2 separate regions of the Homo sapiens genome follow, and region 2 is linked to region 1. A link is a loop called in an ENCODE intact Hi-C map of the cell type or tissue named here. Cell type or tissue: CD4-positive, alpha-beta T cell. All regions are shown on one strand.

Evidence for each region. A loop is a pair of places that touch in the nucleus more often than their neighbours do. Peaks named below come from ENCODE experiments on the same cell type or tissue, not always from the same donor. Only the 100,000 strongest peaks of a DNase experiment are listed, where the experiment ranks them.
Region 2: a loop joins it to region 1, with 8 times the contacts of the local background. A loop is called at or near these places in 4 of 110 quality-filtered maps.

Annotation. Positions count from the first base shown.
Region 1 is chr13:99,895,865-99,903,864 of GRCh38, forward strand. All of the region lies in intron 1 of CLYBL-AS3 (CLYBL antisense RNA 3), which reads right to left. It also overlaps a transcript of CLYBL not described here. Among named protein-coding and RNA genes, the nearest start is that of CLYBL-AS3, 57 kb to the right of the region's middle. RefSeq lists enhancers at 1-74, 4,698-5,274. In CD4-positive, alpha-beta T cell, CTCF peaks have their summits at 4,681 (motif pointing right) and 4,881; a DNase peak (open chromatin) is centred at 4,677; H3K4me3 peaks cover 174 bases; H3K27me3 peaks cover 2,766 bases.
Region 2 is chr13:101,123,147-101,131,146 of GRCh38, forward strand. It overlaps NALCN (sodium leak channel, non-selective), which reads right to left. Exons shown (of 44, transcript NM_052867.4): 18 at 1,462-1,535. Among named protein-coding and RNA genes, the nearest start is that of LINC00411, 180 kb to the left of the region's middle. In CD4-positive, alpha-beta T cell, a CTCF peak has its summit at 4,796 (motif pointing left); a DNase peak (open chromatin) is centred at 4,795.

The sequences.
Region 1 (8,000 bases):
TCATTTGGGGACTTCTTTGTCATTCATGCCCTTCCTTTTAAATGATTTTTATTTTTTTCCACTGTAAGTGACCGGCTGGGTTTGACTTTTGCTTCTTCCGACGGAAGGGCACCGCGAGCCGGGGTGGGCGGCCCCGCGGGCAGGAGGAGCGCGGGGTACACGCGGTGGCCGCAGACGCCGAGCCCTGCGGAGCCCCGAGGCCTCGTCGCCCGCGCCCCCGGTGCGCGCGGAGCCGGGGCCGAGGCCGGGCCAGGAGGAGTGTGGCGGCCCAGGAGGCCTGGACTGTGGGCCCTGCTCGCCCGCCCGCCGCGGGCCGCCCGGAGCCCGCGCGCCTGTCGCGCAGCCCGGCTGTAATGGTGGCAGATCAAAGGCGGCCCCGTGTCCCCGCGGAGCCCGGGACAATCCCGCGCCTTTGTGCGCTGTTGCTAGGAGCCCGAGAAACTAAGAGAAAGTGTCAGGAGCATGTTAATCAGACTCGTTACACTGTAACAATAACGTCTCTCTCGGGTCTCCCAGGCCCCAGTACCCCCGCGCACCCTGCGCGCAGGCCGGACACCTGCGCAGGGCCCTTGCGCCCGCCCTGGGGTCCCGCCGGCCCTGGGGTCCCTGCAGCCCCGAATCCGCACCCGAGCCACGCGGAACGACTAGCCCCGAGGGGCCCCGCAGGCTCCCGGTGCAGCTCCCTGGTCGTGGTCTCCTTGACCGAAGCCCCGGCCTCACACCGCCTGGCCGCGAGCCCGAGGGACGCAGGGACGATCCCGGTCCCCTGCTTTTCAGTCCTCCAGTCGAATCGCCCACTTTGTTCAATCACAGTATTCGAATCAAGAGGAAAATGAACATTCCCTTTATGGTAGCTTTTTGGTTATGAGTTTTGGCAAAACTGTTAAATCAACTTTGCCGATTTCCCTTGGGAATCCCTGGAGGCCACTCTAAGTGGTAATCCCAAGTTTAAGAAGGAAATGGGGAAATTTTGCTGAGAGTAAAGATGTCGCCGAACTTTTTGAAGGGATTTGCTTCATTCATTCATTTAGTCATTCAACAGACACCTGTTGAACCCGACTGGGTGCCAGAGGGGCCAGTCACAGGACTTATTCCAGATGAACTTTTCTTTTGAAATTAGAATGCCCTTGTGGAAGCCAAAGGAGGAGCAGAGGCCTAAAATAATGTCAAGTGTCAAAGCAAAAAGAAGTGCCATTGGCTACTACAGTGTGTGATGATAACAAGAGAGGTGCGAATTAGGAATTAAAAACGTTTGAAAAACTACAGGCCATATGCTTTGAAACCAGCCACTTTTTCCATCTTTCATCTCCCTCTCCCCTCCGGTTTTGGTGGGCAGGAGCTATGCCAGGCTGCAGTCCTCAACCCGTCAGAGGCCTGCCTGAGGTCTGAGGAGTGAGGCCAGGCCTTCTGTTTGTACACAGCCTTTCAAACGTGCAGAGAGACACACTCCATCCTGGCCCCATTCCCCCTTTGCTCATACGCAGGGAACTGGAAACCTGTCCTCAAGATTAGGGCTGAATTTGGCCAAGTTAAGGTGCTTTTCTCCCATACAAGCTCTTGTTCGAGAACAAACCCATTCTGGAAGGTATAGAAGGGGGCCAGACTTCCAGAGTCAAGCTACCCGCACCTAAGTCACAGGACAAAGCTGGCTGTCACCAGGATGGGTGTAAGACAGCCTCTCAACTCACCTGTGCCTACCATTGACTGAGGAGGAATCCCAAAACTGTGTGAGACTCCTCTGTCGGTGAAACTTTCTCTCTTTCACCGTTGCATGCAACATGTAAACATATAGAAAACTGGGTCGGGTGCAGTGACTTACGCCTGTAATCCCAGCACTTTGGGAGGCTGAGGTGGGCAGATCACTTAAGGTCAGGAGTTCAAGACCAGCCTGGCCAACATGGTGAAACCCCGTCTCTACTAAAAATACAAAAAATTAGCTGGGTGTGGTGGCGCATGCTTGTAATCCCAGCTACCCGAAAGGCTGAGGCAGGAGAATCGCTTGACCCGGGAGGCAGAGGTTGCCCAAGATCCTGCCACTGCACTCCAGCCTGGGCAACAAGGGCGAAATGCCGTCTCAAAAAAAAGAAAGAAAGAAAGAAAGAAAACTGGGCAGGTTCCCTGGGGATTGGAGCCCCAGGCCTGGAAGGAACTTTAGAGATTCCTTTCATTACATAAATAAAGGAGTTGATACGCTGAAAACTCCATCTTACAAAAAACAAGAGAGGCCGAACACTGGCTATGTGATGATGATAAAATAGCTGGCTAAAGGGGAGAGATTCAGTGACAAGAAACTGGATTTCTTTGGTTTACATAACGCCAAATAGCTGGTTTGGCTGGGTTCTGTTTTGTTTTTAAACACAGAATCAAATTTCCTTCATAATCAGACACACTAATAGAATCAAGAGAAAAATGAACATTCCATTTTAGAGAGCTTTGTGGTAGAGAGTTTCTTCCAAAGACTCCATACTCTAGGCATCTGGCTTAATGTTAAAAAGGGGCAGGGGGATGGTCTTTTGAGTTCTGTGAAAGGAAGAACGTAAAAACCAACATGAACTTCTGGCTTCGATTTTCTGGGAGAACTGTGCTGGCTAATAACCCAAACCCCCAAATGAGGACAAGGGCACATCCATTTTTCCCCATCTAATTTCCAGGGCCTGGAATTCGTGCGGTGGCTCTCGGGAGCTTCTCCCAGGCTGGCAGAAGGGAGCTCCAGCTACTGCCTGCCCCCGCCCCTGTGTACCCACATCAGTGACAGCATGGCTCTCTCAAGAGGCCCTGGCCACTGTCCACACTGATCTTTTCCGAAGCCTTTGCACAAGCTGTAACCCTCCCTCTCTATGACACCCAACAAACGCCAAAGCATTCTTTAAGACACAGCTTGAAAGCCACTCCTGAGAGATCCTCCCAGCTCCCCTAGAGACAACTTGCTGCTCTTCCCTTAGTCCTTCTGTTGCACGGATTGGACTTTCATTATAGTGGTTGTTTAGATGTGTGTGTCCCCAAAAAATAGTGTGGATGCCTTGAATATTGAACATTGTCACACATCTCTGATCCCTCTCCTGCTCTCGCCTCTCATCCCCAGCATGAGCTTGTGGAAAATGTATTCATTAAAATCAGGACCTGAGTCTCCCTCCTCCACTTAGGTTCTGATGCTGGCTCTACCACTAATGGGTTAGGTTACGTGCAGACAGAAGAAGAAGCCATTTATTCTCTCTGAACATCAGTCTCTTCAGCTACCCAAATAAAAACACCTAACTCCAAGAGTTCCTATGAGGATGTGGTAGTCAGAGAGATGCGCCACTTCCAGGATCCCCACTTGCCGGGCTGGGGAGATGCAGTCAGCAGACAGCTCCCCACCCCGCTGCCTTGCCCAAGACCCTTCCAGGGCCCCCCACCATTTTGGCCAGAGGTGGGACACACATGCCAGAGTTTCCAGTGGGGTTAGCCAAGACTTTGTTGGGTCTGCTTGGCCATTCAACTTCTCCTTCACACTAATCCTGAATTCTCCTTCCTTTCCTGGATGTTGTTCCCTGGCATCTTGCACCGTAGACTCTGTCTGAGCATCTGCTTCTAGAGCTCCTAACCTGTGGCAGAGGATTAAATGAACTACTGTATTCAAAAGCACCTGGCATATGGTGGTTGTCAGGGTTGGGGGTGGGGCAATGGGGAGTTACTGTTTAATGGGTACTGAGTTTCATTTTTGCAAGATGAAAAAAGTTCTGGAGAAGAGGAGGGCTATGGTGGCACAACGATACGAATGTACTTAATGCCACAGTGCTTAAAATTGTAAATCTTGTTTCTTATATTTTACCATAATTTTTTAAAATAATTTTTTTAAAAGAATGAATGTAAAATAAAGAGGAAAAACTAATAAATAAATACAGTATTTTTAAAGCACCTAGCATCATGCTTGGCACGTAGTAGGCATTCAGTAAAGATCAAGTGACTTCCACCCAGGGGCCAAACCTGCGCACAGTAGAGTTTGGGAATCCCACTGCGCAGAGCTGGTTGGAATATGCATTTCTACGCAGCGAACCCCATTTTCTCCTTTATTTTTATTTTTATTTATTTATTTTTTTTGAGACAGGGTCTCACTCCTTCACCCATGCTGGAGTGTAGTGGTGAGATATTGGCTCACTGCAACCTCTGCCTCCTGGGTTCAAGCAATTCTCCTGCCTCAGCCTCCTAAGTAGCTGGGATTACAGGGGCACACCACAACAACCTGCTAATTTTTGTATTTTTAGTAGAGATGGGGTTTCACCATGTTGGCCAGGCTGGACTCGAGCTCCTAACCTCAGGTGATCCACCCGCCTCGGCCTCCCAAAGTGCTGGGATTACACACATGAGCCACCTGGCCTGGCCTTCATATTTACTTTCATTACTAGATGAAGTATATGCTCTCACAGGAAAACGTGTTCAAATTCTGGGACATACCAGAAAGGGCGGCACACTCCCACAGCCACGTGCATTTTGGGGAGCTGCATTGCTCTTTTGTTGTTGTCGTTGTTATTAACAGTCTCCTAGCTCCACTGCTGGCCTATGGAAGTTTCTCTCGGTGCTGGAGATGTTCTGACTGTAAACTCTTATCTGATCATTTTGTCCCGTCCCCTGATCTTGCAGACCCTTAAGGGCTGGAGGATTATGCAGTACCAACTCCTGGCTGAAGGGGGCACCATCCACATAGAAAAAATGCAATGCTAGGGGCACCTTCTGGAGTTGTGCAACTATTGGACCTGCTAGGGGACTTGCTCAAGGTCACACTGCTGGCAAAACCAAGACTACCACTAAACTCTCCAAATTCTCTCCACTAAACCACACAGCTTCCTCCTCCCTCGAGCTCCTCAGATTCGTGCTTCCACATCAGGTTCCCCAGTTCATCAGTGCTGCAGGGTGAGCAAGCTCCAAATGTGTGTTTTGAAACAATGAGAAAAATAACAAAGCCTCCTTTTCAGCAACTGCCTCCCTCAGAGACAGTGCCTGACCCCAGCAAAGATACTCGAATTCATCACAATTCAAACAACCAGTCATCAAAAACACAGCCAGGAAGCTCTGCCACCAGGCCAGTGCCACCTCGCAATACACCTTGATGTCCCCCGGCCCCTGTAGGTCCCTGAGCACCTGCCTCCCAGACTCAACATGCCCCTGCACATTTTGCAGGATTTTCTGCTGGGGGCTGGTCTGAATGGCTGGAAAATGTCTTGGGTTGTCTGAGGGAAGAAGGCCCGGGGCAGGCATGATGTGGATGCCAGCGCCAAGGACAGAGGCTGCAGCGCCATGCTGAGCTGGCTCCCTCGACACCACCTCTTGGCCGCGGGCCTCACTCCCAAGCTCCATCCCCCATGGGCACCGTTCTTTGCATCATCTCTCCTTCCATCTAGTCCTGCTAGATTCTTCCTTCTGCCTTGTAATTTTACCTTCTCTTCCTTCCTCCCCTTACAATTCCAAAAGCAAAAATAACAAATGTAGGAAAGAAAACAACAACACGGGCAAACTATGTTTTTCTAATTCTGTGTGTGTTTTGGAGGTAAATCGAATGTCTTAGGCCATGAGCTGCTTGCAGGACATTCCGCAATCCTTCCTCGACTGTGGGCTTGGCACAGGACATTTACGGTGTCCATTTTACCAGAGAGACCCCGAGAGAGACCCCGAGTGCACAGACAGATAATACTGTACTTTGGGAATCAAAGTAGAAATGTCAGTGAGGCTGCTTAATTAGTTAGTAAATTAAATTTTGCTGCCAAAGTTGCTATTTCTTTGTTTTTGGTTTTTTGGATTTTTTTGTTTTTTTTTTTTGTTTGTTTGTTTGTTTGTTTGAGATGGAGTCTTGCTCTGTCACCCAGGCTGGAGTCCAGTGGCGCAATTTCAGCTCACTGCAACCTCCACCTCCCGGGTTTAAGTGATTCTCCTGCCTCAGCCTCCACAGTACCTCGGATTACAAGCACACGCCACCATGCCTGGCTAATTTTTGTATTTTTAGTAGAGACGGGGTTTCATCATGTTGGCCAGGCTGGTCTCGAATTCCTGACCTCAAGTGATCCACCCACCTTGGCCTCCCAAAGTCAAAGCTGCTATTCCCAATATCCTGCCTTTGATCATGCTGTCTTAATGCAAAGCCAACATTCAGCTTTTATGTAAGTCATAAGGAAGATGATGATCTGCAAATTGGTGATTGAAACTCATTTGAGAGCCTAGAGTGATGCTTAGAAATGAGAAAGTTTAACTTCACATCAAGTTTACATGTACATACAAACTCATAAAGTGTACCTTTTATAACAGTATAAACTCATAAAATGTAATTTCTATCCTATTCTTAACCTTATTCCTTTTGGGGGAGATATTACCAGAAAGGTAACAACAAATGATTAGTATAAAAACAGATATTTTCAAATTATGAGAAACATTCCATTTTAGGTTATAAGAATGTGACCCAAGATGATAATTTTCATAATTTTGCCTCATAAAAGCGTTTTTAAAATATGATCAGTCTTTGTGTCATATAAGGAATTTTAAATTGTCAAATATATGAGAATACTTAAGGTAAATGTTTTCAAAATAAATAGCCAATGAATGGGCTATGAATTTGCATGCACACTGCCTATGAAAATCAGCATATTTTAAACTGGTTTGTTCAGAGGGCGCCACTGGCCTTTTTTCTCTTCCTTCTCAAAGGGCATATGTGTTAGATTAGTGCTCAGAAAAGAGAACATGTTTTCATAGCCTCCAGTGTAGCGTTTATAAAAATTGTGATGATTTTAGGACTGCACCTTCATTTTTTGAATTTTCAAAACTTGTCCCTTTTTACTTTTATTTTCTTTCAACAAAACGAAGACCTAAGAACCCCTTTAAGAAATGTTATCCATTCCCACAGAGTCCCAGTTTGTTGACCTTCAGGCCACAGAGTAAAACCTTCCTTTTAAGTGAAGCATTCCCCATTGGGAAGCACTCCAGCTTTTTCTTTTTATGAGGAACTTTAACTGCTGGACTTAATTTAATTATTGTATTTTGTACATACTCCCAGAAGCCCCAGGGCATGAGCTTTACTTTTTTCAAAACTTTCAAATAAATATCTTTTAGGATCGCACATTTCTGATGGCAGTGTTCCGTCTTTGACTTGTATTTCTAATCCAAATACTGAACTTGGATCTTTCTATTTCCTGTGACCTATCAATGGACGGGTTTCAACCATAGCATCACTTTGCCACAGACCGTCTTCATGAGCAGACATAGGCATGCAGTCATTTGAGTTCTTAGTGCAGGAGCCTCGATTTCATAACAAGAAAATAAAAACCATCTCCAAAGTTGAACTACATTTTAAAACCTGGCTAGTTCTGGAGACATGGTCTTCAATAAGGAGGGTTGCTAGGCAGACATTGCCATGAAATCAGGAGCCTGCTGGCCCCATGGCCGCAGTCTGCCACCATCTGTCTTTAAAGTTCCTTGAAGGTGCTCCCCCAGCACTGGCTACTCCTCCCCCATCCCAGCAGAGGCTCATTGCAAACACACTGGCACACACACACGCACGCACACTGACACACACATACACTCACACACTCGCACACGCACACACACATGCACACAGGGAATTGTCATCCTTAGCAAATAGCAAAAAGTCAGTATCTCTATTTCTTATCTCTCTCTATCCGTAAACATTTCTTTTTGATCCTTTCGATTTCCATGATTTCCACCTGGAAATTAAAAACTTTGACATCTTGACTCTTAAAGGTGAAAAATAAATTTGTTTTGGATAACTGGCTTAAAACTCACTTAGGAATATAAAAATGTGAAGCAAACACAACTTTTCTAAATTCGTAAGATCTGCCCAAAATACTCCGTGAGGTTCGCGTCCCGTATGAAGCAAGTTTAATTTGTGGACTTCCATGAAATCTGAATTTAGGAAGAAGATGTTTTTAAGTAGCATTATCTGCAAAATGAATCTGATTTCCTTACTTACTTTTGTTTAAAAATTTAAATTACAGTCTGAGCAGCAAAGCAAGACCCCA
Region 2 (8,000 bases), 1.2 Mb after region 1:
TATCTGTTTCTGCATCTGCCTTGGAAAGTCTCTGGGAACCCATTCACACAGAGGGCCCATTCACACTGCAAGGCAGTGGCTCTGGACAGGTGAGTAAGGTCCCTGTAGTTCCTGACTTGGCAGGCAGATACTCGATGCAGACTGAGAATTATGATGTCCTTGTAGGTAGTTTCTGGCTTGAGGGTGAATTTCTCTTTTTAGTGAGTGGATCAGCCTTGCTGTAGGACCCTACCATGAACCTGTCTGATGTAGGTGCAGCTGGAATCATGATCCTGATGTAACATGTGTGGTTCAAGGCCAGCCTCACTGCATGATCTGATGGTAATACCAGGATGGAGTTACCAGCCAGTCGGGAGTAAGCCTAAGTTGGGGCGCAGGTTGTCTATTTCAATGAGACCTTGTCTGTTTATCTCATCACATTTTGTGGTGATAATATACAAGCCCTAGAAATGCTTATTTTCATCCTATGACAGCTACTCCAACACATACTTAACTCTATGCATGAACGTCAGCCAATATTGAGAGAAATACTGTCTTGATGAGTTAGGAAATTTTTTTTGCACACAAATTTTAGGTAGTATTATAAAGTAAGAATAGTTTTAAAGATCATATATACTAAGCTTTATTTTCTCACACAGTCTTCCAAGTTATAGTAATATGCATTCTGGAGAGAATGCATTAATGTCTATTCCTAGTAATAAATCTAGTAGAAGGGAGCTAGAACTCCTTATCACTCACCGCAGGTTTGCAGGGGGCTTCCTGGCATGAATCTGTCCACTCGCCTTGCGAGCGATCCTACCTCCAGCTCCCAATCTTGAGTTGTGTCATCTACATATGTCTATGTAATATATGTACCAATAAATGATATTCTAAATGCCTATGTGTTTTTATACTCATCATGTTACTCCATAATATAACATATAGTCTTATAAAACACTCAAGTCGGTTGCTTAGTTTTCCTCCTTGATACTTCATTTCAGCGCATCTTCTAGAAAGTAGCATTAAAAGCATATGTTTTCATAGGCATTCTAAGATTGGTATACTTTTTATTATTTCCGGATTTTTAATAAATGTGCTCTTAATAGTGTAATGAACTATAATGAAAAAGTTTACCCTTTTACCATTTATCCTTTAGATTGCAATTTCTCCTTTACATATCACAAAAGATATAAAACTGTTAAAAATAACAGTAAGTTATTTTCACCTTTTGGTCAATGTTTATACTTATCATTTATGTTTAAATACTTGAAAGAAAGGCCTACTGAGCTACTAAAATTTTTTTTTAGAAATGACATCAATATGTCTTTTACATTGTTTATAAGTACATAGATACTCAAAGCTACTTTCTGGCAGAAAGTATATGCTGATGCCCAGAACATTAATTCATTTTTCAAAAAGCTATTTTTCGATTAATATAATCCCACTTGTGTTTAAATATGTGTCAACATTAATTGGTGTTACCTTAAGATTTTAGTGACTGCGGTCTCCTTTTCCAGAAGGTTCCTTGCCCTGATGCTGAAAACAGACTTGCGAAGCTGAAAATGATAAGAGTATGACTTTTAGTTTTGGAATGTTAAGAAATAATATACTGTCAAATCATTCAATAGATGACATTGTTAAAACATGAAACATGAATATGTTTCGCTAAAGCATCATCGTACAATTGACAATTCTTGTCTATTTTTACTTTTATTTGGGCAGCACCATGAACAAACTTGTGGGGCCCCACGTCCCAGCCACGGATGGTGCATTGGCTGTGCCTCACTCTGATAATGGCCTTCGTCTGAATAAAATTTTCAGTTTCCAAAGACTTTAACGTTGACCCTCATACTGGACTCCTTATTTGTCTTTGATTAGCGCAATGTTCTCTAATCCACATTATGTCTGCTGCAGGTTCTTGGCCTGTAACCTAACACTAATCTGAACAATGAGTTTAGGAGTTGTTTTGCTTGCAGGTGTGGGGAATGAATGAAATGGGCATTCAAGATCTCTTCCTAGTTGGCGATGATAAAATTACTCCAGAGAAGAGAACTAAGGAGAAAACCATCCTGGATGCTGACTGTAAATTCAAAGATATACTCCCCAAGCTCAGTTCTGTGTGGCTTGCTAGTTGCAGATTTTAGATTGGTGGAAGGTGTACAAGGAGTTAAAGCAGGCAGAAGAAGGGCAAAGAGAAAACAGGCAAATGGGCCACTATGTTCTCATAATAATAAATAAATAACTAGATTCACAATAATAAATAACTAGAATAAATAATAAATAACAGGAAAGTGTAACTCCAGTAGTCAGACTGAAGATAGTAATTGAGACCTGTTCATTTTGATCAATAGATTAGATTTACTGAGCACTTAGCATGATATTAGTGACCATAGGAGATTTAGGGTAAATAGAATTTGGAGTTCTTGGTTTCTAGAAGTGAATAGCCTAGATAGGAAGACAAGGGTAGGACACATGAGATCATCAGTGACAAGTACAGTGCAGTAGATGGCACAGTGCTAGATGATACGTAAAGGAGAAAACACAAGATCAGAGGGGCTGGAGCTCTCTGCGGTGGAACAGCAAGTCTGGACTAGTCGGCAAAGGCTTCAATGAAAAAGTGGAGGTTATACTGGGCCTTGAAGGAAGGCTAAGATTCCTAGAGGCAAAGGCGGTACTGGGTGAAGGACTGAAGTGGACATGTGTGCACAGGGCAAGTTAATTTGGTACAAACTACCTGTATAAGTGCTGTGCTAGCCAGATCTTGAAACCAGGCAAGAAGCCCTACAGGGCATACTGTGTGTCAAACAAAGTTGAGGGGGGAAAGAAAACCCTCAGAAGACAGAAAACTCTGTATTCAGTAAAAATAGATCACCTAGTTAGTTTCTTTTCAACAAGGGTTAGGTATGTTGAGGTACAAACTCACAGCACCCCATTCTACAAACAAAGCTATGAACAAATGCTATAATGTCAGTCAGTGTGTCCATAAAGCCATAGTGGAGAAGAACCAGAGTAACAAACAGGTCTTTTTAGTCACAAATGATAACCTAGATAACATCAAAACTAGCAATCCACTTTTCATATTTTACAGCAGATATGTAGTAAAGATCAGCATCACTGAACATACTGGTGATTTCCCCCTCATGAGGAAAGGTGGTTTGTTCATTTTTCTGCTCAAAAATGAAAAACCGGAATTGGTTTCATTATTCACTAGAACTCTTAGGAGAAAAATTAATGTATGGACAAGGAGACAAGAGTGGATACCAACTATTTGGAACTTCCATTTTCTTGGTAGCACATACATGCTATTTCCAATGATAAATCTTGAAACTTTCCTACTTCTCCCCTCCTGAAAGAGTTGACTTTTGGCATAATTTTTTTTTTTTTTTTAAGATAGTCTTGCTCTGCCATCCAGGCTGGAGTGCAGTGGCGTAATCTCAGCTCACCGCAACTTCCACCTCCTGGGTTCAAGCGATTCTCCTGCCTCAGCCACCCGAGTAGCTGGGACTACAGGTGCCCGCCACCATGCCCGACTGATTTTTGTATTTTTAGTAGAGATGGGGTTTCACCATATTGGCCAGGCTGGTCTTGAACTCCTGACCTTGTGATCCACCTGCCTCAGCCTCCCAAAGTGCTGAGATTACAGGCATGAGCCACCACACCCGGCCAAAAGTTGACTTTTGACATGGATTTAACCTCTCTTGAGTTGACAGCTCAGCTCCTAAGGAAAGCTGCTTGGAGCCGCTTTTGGAGATGGAAGACTCAGCTGGTGGCCCCATCATCGTGGAGCATCTGCTCTTTAGACACCTAAGAACACACATAGTCCTGAGACAGACCCAGGCACAGAGGTCCTGTGACAGTGAGTTTTAAGAGAGGACTCCAGATTCCACAACTCTTATTTCATCTTGAAAGGACAATGACATGTGTTAGTTGTCTTTCCTTCAGTGGAAGATGAGAGTCTGAATCCAATCACTTATCTACTGCCCCTGCAATTTCACGTTAGGAAAAACTTTTGGGATAATATCTGGTACACTATTGCCTAAATGATTTCTGCCCTGCACAAGATTGCTAAAAGGCTACTGAATGGCCTTTGTCCTGAATTTGAACTAAGACAAAATACAGTATTAATTCATACAGGAGAGTACTTGAGAACTGTTTTTATAACTAATGCCAGAGGTAGCAGGAGAATCAATATTATAATAGAAAAACATCAGATTTAGCTTTGGGATGTTCTTTTGTTTTGTTTTGTTTTTTGAGAAAGAGTCTCACTCTGTTGCCCAGGTTGGAGGGCAGTGGTGTGATCCCGGCTCACTGCAACCTCCGCCCCCTGGGTTCAAGCAATACTCCTGCCTCAGCCTCCCTAGTAGCTGGGATTACAGGCATGCACTACCACACCGGCTAATTTTTGTATTTTTAGTAGAGACGAGGTTTCACCATGTTGGCCAGGCTGGCCTCAAACTCCTGACCTCAAGTGATCCACCGACCTTGGCCTCCCAAAGTGCTGGGATTACAGGTGTGAGCCTCCACACCTGGCCTTTGGGATGTTCTTAAAAGAAGGAAAGGACTCACACACACATATATATGTCTTCTTTCATCTACTTATACATATATATATGATATTACATTTGATGTCCTAGATATGTATTTAGATCGTTATATACTTTCTTTTTTCTACTAAATAAAGAAGGCCTATAGTGATTATCTAGTTATTCCCTTCTTTTTTCTTACTTCTATAGTAAAGCTTTGCGAATTTTTTTTGGCAAAGGGCATTCCTAGACTGTGCTAAACATAAAGAGCTCAGAGCTACACTGCTCTGCAGTGCCCTCTTCTGGCTCTAGAAGATACTGACAATCACCTGAAATAATTAGCAAAACAAAGAATACAGAGATCCATTTCATGATGAGTAATTTCAGATCTGAAATTGTAAATTACAGCTATGAAAGGAGCCAGTAATTGCTCATTCTGGATGTAAACATATCAGAGATGTGGGAATAAAAAGGAAGGGGATGAATGATGGAATTACAAGGAGTTTACTTTGAAAAAAGTCAAAGATTCGTTGAAGAAGATTTTCTTCGGTTTTGTTTGGAAACTGAAAACATCCAACTGCCTCAGATAACAATTCTTTGACAGAATTAATAACTCAAAACAAGTAAATTAAATTTAAATTATCAACAATATAGAGATATTTTAAGTCTTGAACTTCTAAGTTAAAACACGTTTCCAGAATTACATACTTTAACACATAATTCAAAAGCTTCAACTCAATTCCCATAGAGTTATTTGTGATTGAATAATTTGGACCTGAAAGACATTCCAATGTATGAATCTTGCTGATTTTTTGGCGATGTCTTCTAATTAATCTACATGTTACCCTTTTTTCCCCTTAAAATAGAGAAACCTGGGCCATTTGACCTATAGTTTTTGAGTCTGGATTTTTTTTTTTCTTTTTTTGACAGGGTTTCGTTCTGTCACCCAGGCTGGAGTGCATGCAGTGGAATTATCATGACTCACTGCAGTCTTGACCTCCTGGGCTGAATCGATCCTCCTGTCTCAGCCTTCTGAGTAGCTGGGACTACAGGCGTGTGCCATCACATATAGCTAAGTAACATTTTTTTTTTTTTAAGAGATGGGGTTTCTTCATGTTGCACAGGCTGGTCTTGAAATGCCTGGGCTCAAGTGATCCTCCTGCCGTGGCCTCCCAATATGCTGGGATTGTAGGAGTAAGCCACCGCACCCAGCCAAGAGAGAGTCTGGATTTTGCTGAAAGCACACTCTTGGTACAGTTCAACACGTTCTTCTGTCTTCTATTTTCTGAAAATCGGCAGCTGGATCCAGAGGTTTCATCATACAGACTCTGGTTTCATCCCTTTGGCAAGGCCATAGGTGGTGTCAGATTCTTCCATCGAAAGGAACAGAGTGTGTGTGTTTCTTTTTGTGATGTTACGGGTCTTGATGTTCATTTCTTAGATCCCTTGACTTCATTCCGTTTGCAAAACTGTCATTTCTTTTTCATTTATTAGTTGGGATAGTTTTATAATGAGGTGCTTTCCCTCCTGTATTATTTGGTTACCCAGTAGCAAAACTGGTATGGAAAAGCCAAGATAAATGCTTGATTATCGACTTTTACTTATTAATTTTACATGGTTGATTTTCTATCATCGCTCAAGGTAACCAATTACTATTTAAAAAATGTCATTATGAACTCAAGATTTAAACTTATTTAATGTTTAATGGATTTCAGTCCATGTCAATTACCATTTCTTACTGTTAGTCAAATTATCTCTACTGTGCTCATTGGGAGTTTTTCAAGTTGGTCAGTCTGTAGGTTCTTTTTATATGACCCTCGTAGTCTTTGACAAAGCTTCCTTGTTCCTAGTATGACAAGATGCTCCAAGGTCAGCTTGTACACTTCCTATTCAAAATCAACCATTTTCTTCAAGAAGCCCTGGTTTACTTATTGGAAAATTGGAAAAATGGTGTTTCAAGAACATATCTAGAGCCCATAGATGCTCACTGCTATGGAGTTGGTCACTGTTTCAAATATTTTGCCTGGGTTTATTCTGATGTTTTCAATTTAAATTCATGACCCAGGATTTTTTTTTTTTTTTTTTAGTTATACTTTAAGTTCTGGGGTACATGAGCAGAACGTGCAGGTTTGTTACGTAGGTATGCATGTCCCACAGTGGTTGGCTGCACCCATCAACCCGTCATCTACATTAGGTATTTCTCCTAATGCTATCCCTCCCCTTGCCCCCCACCCCGATAGCACCCAGTGTGTGATGTTCCCCTCCCTGTGCCCATATGTTCTCATTGTTCAATTCCTACTTATGACTGAGAACATGCTGTGTTTGGTTTTCTGTTCCTGTGTTAGTTTGCTGAGAATGATGGTTTCCAGCTTCATCCGTGTCCCTGCAAAGGACATGAGCTCATTCTTTTATATGGCTGCATAGTATTCCATGGTGTATACGTGCCACGTTTTCTTTAGGATTTTTATTTTTACCTAAGCTTTTCTATATGATATCTATATCTCCTTTTTTCTCCACAAAGAGCACTCTTGATTATCAAGAGCACCAGGGATGCCAGAATTAGATTGTCTCAACAGTGACTCAGTTTTATTTCACATTTCATAGACAATAGTCTCAGAATGAAAATACACAACCAAGAAAACTACTGAATATCTTAAGGGTTTGCATATCTTCTTCCCGTTCACCTCCTCATTTGTATATCTGTACTCTATCCATATTAGAACAAATAATTATTACATATTTCACTCTTCATGTTGTCCTTATGTAGTTAGTTGTTACATATGAATGTGAATTTTTATGCCAAATGGTTTAAGAGTCCCTTTTGGAGTTCATTTAGGTTATCTGAGGCATGTTTTTTAGTAGATTACAGGTTCATTGAAACAAGATTACTTGTATCTTACATTACTCATATTCTTAGATCTTGAAAGCAGTTTCTCTGACCTTGAAAGTTGAAAGTCAGTTTTCAGGATGGAAAAAAATCTGGCTCAGATATTCTTTGCCTGGGCATCCTATATATGTTACTCTATTTTCTTCTGACATAAAGCATTGCTGCTGAAAAATCTCATGATAATCTAACGTTCTTTCCTTTATAAATCACTTGTTCTTATTTGGGCTAGATAATATATTTTTAAAAAATTTAAAGACCTGTCATTTGTCTGGTGTATGTATTGTTTTTAATCATTTACTCCAATATTTTTAGGTGTGTGCTGTCAATATATAGTTTCATATCTTTTTATGTTTCAGAAAAGTTTAGTATACGTTTTATTCTCTTGCTGTGGTTTTTCTTCCTTAGGGACACCTATAATGCAGATGTCGGATTTTTGACTTTCTTCAATTTGTCATTTTTCTTGCAAATCATTTTCATCTCTTTCTTCATTTCTCTTTGATTTTAAAAAATGCCCTCTTCTCCATTTTCTATTTCTCACTTTTGAATCATCTGAGGTCTCTTTATGTTCCTTCTCGTTTAGTTTTCATTGCTTTAATTTATAACTTTTCTCA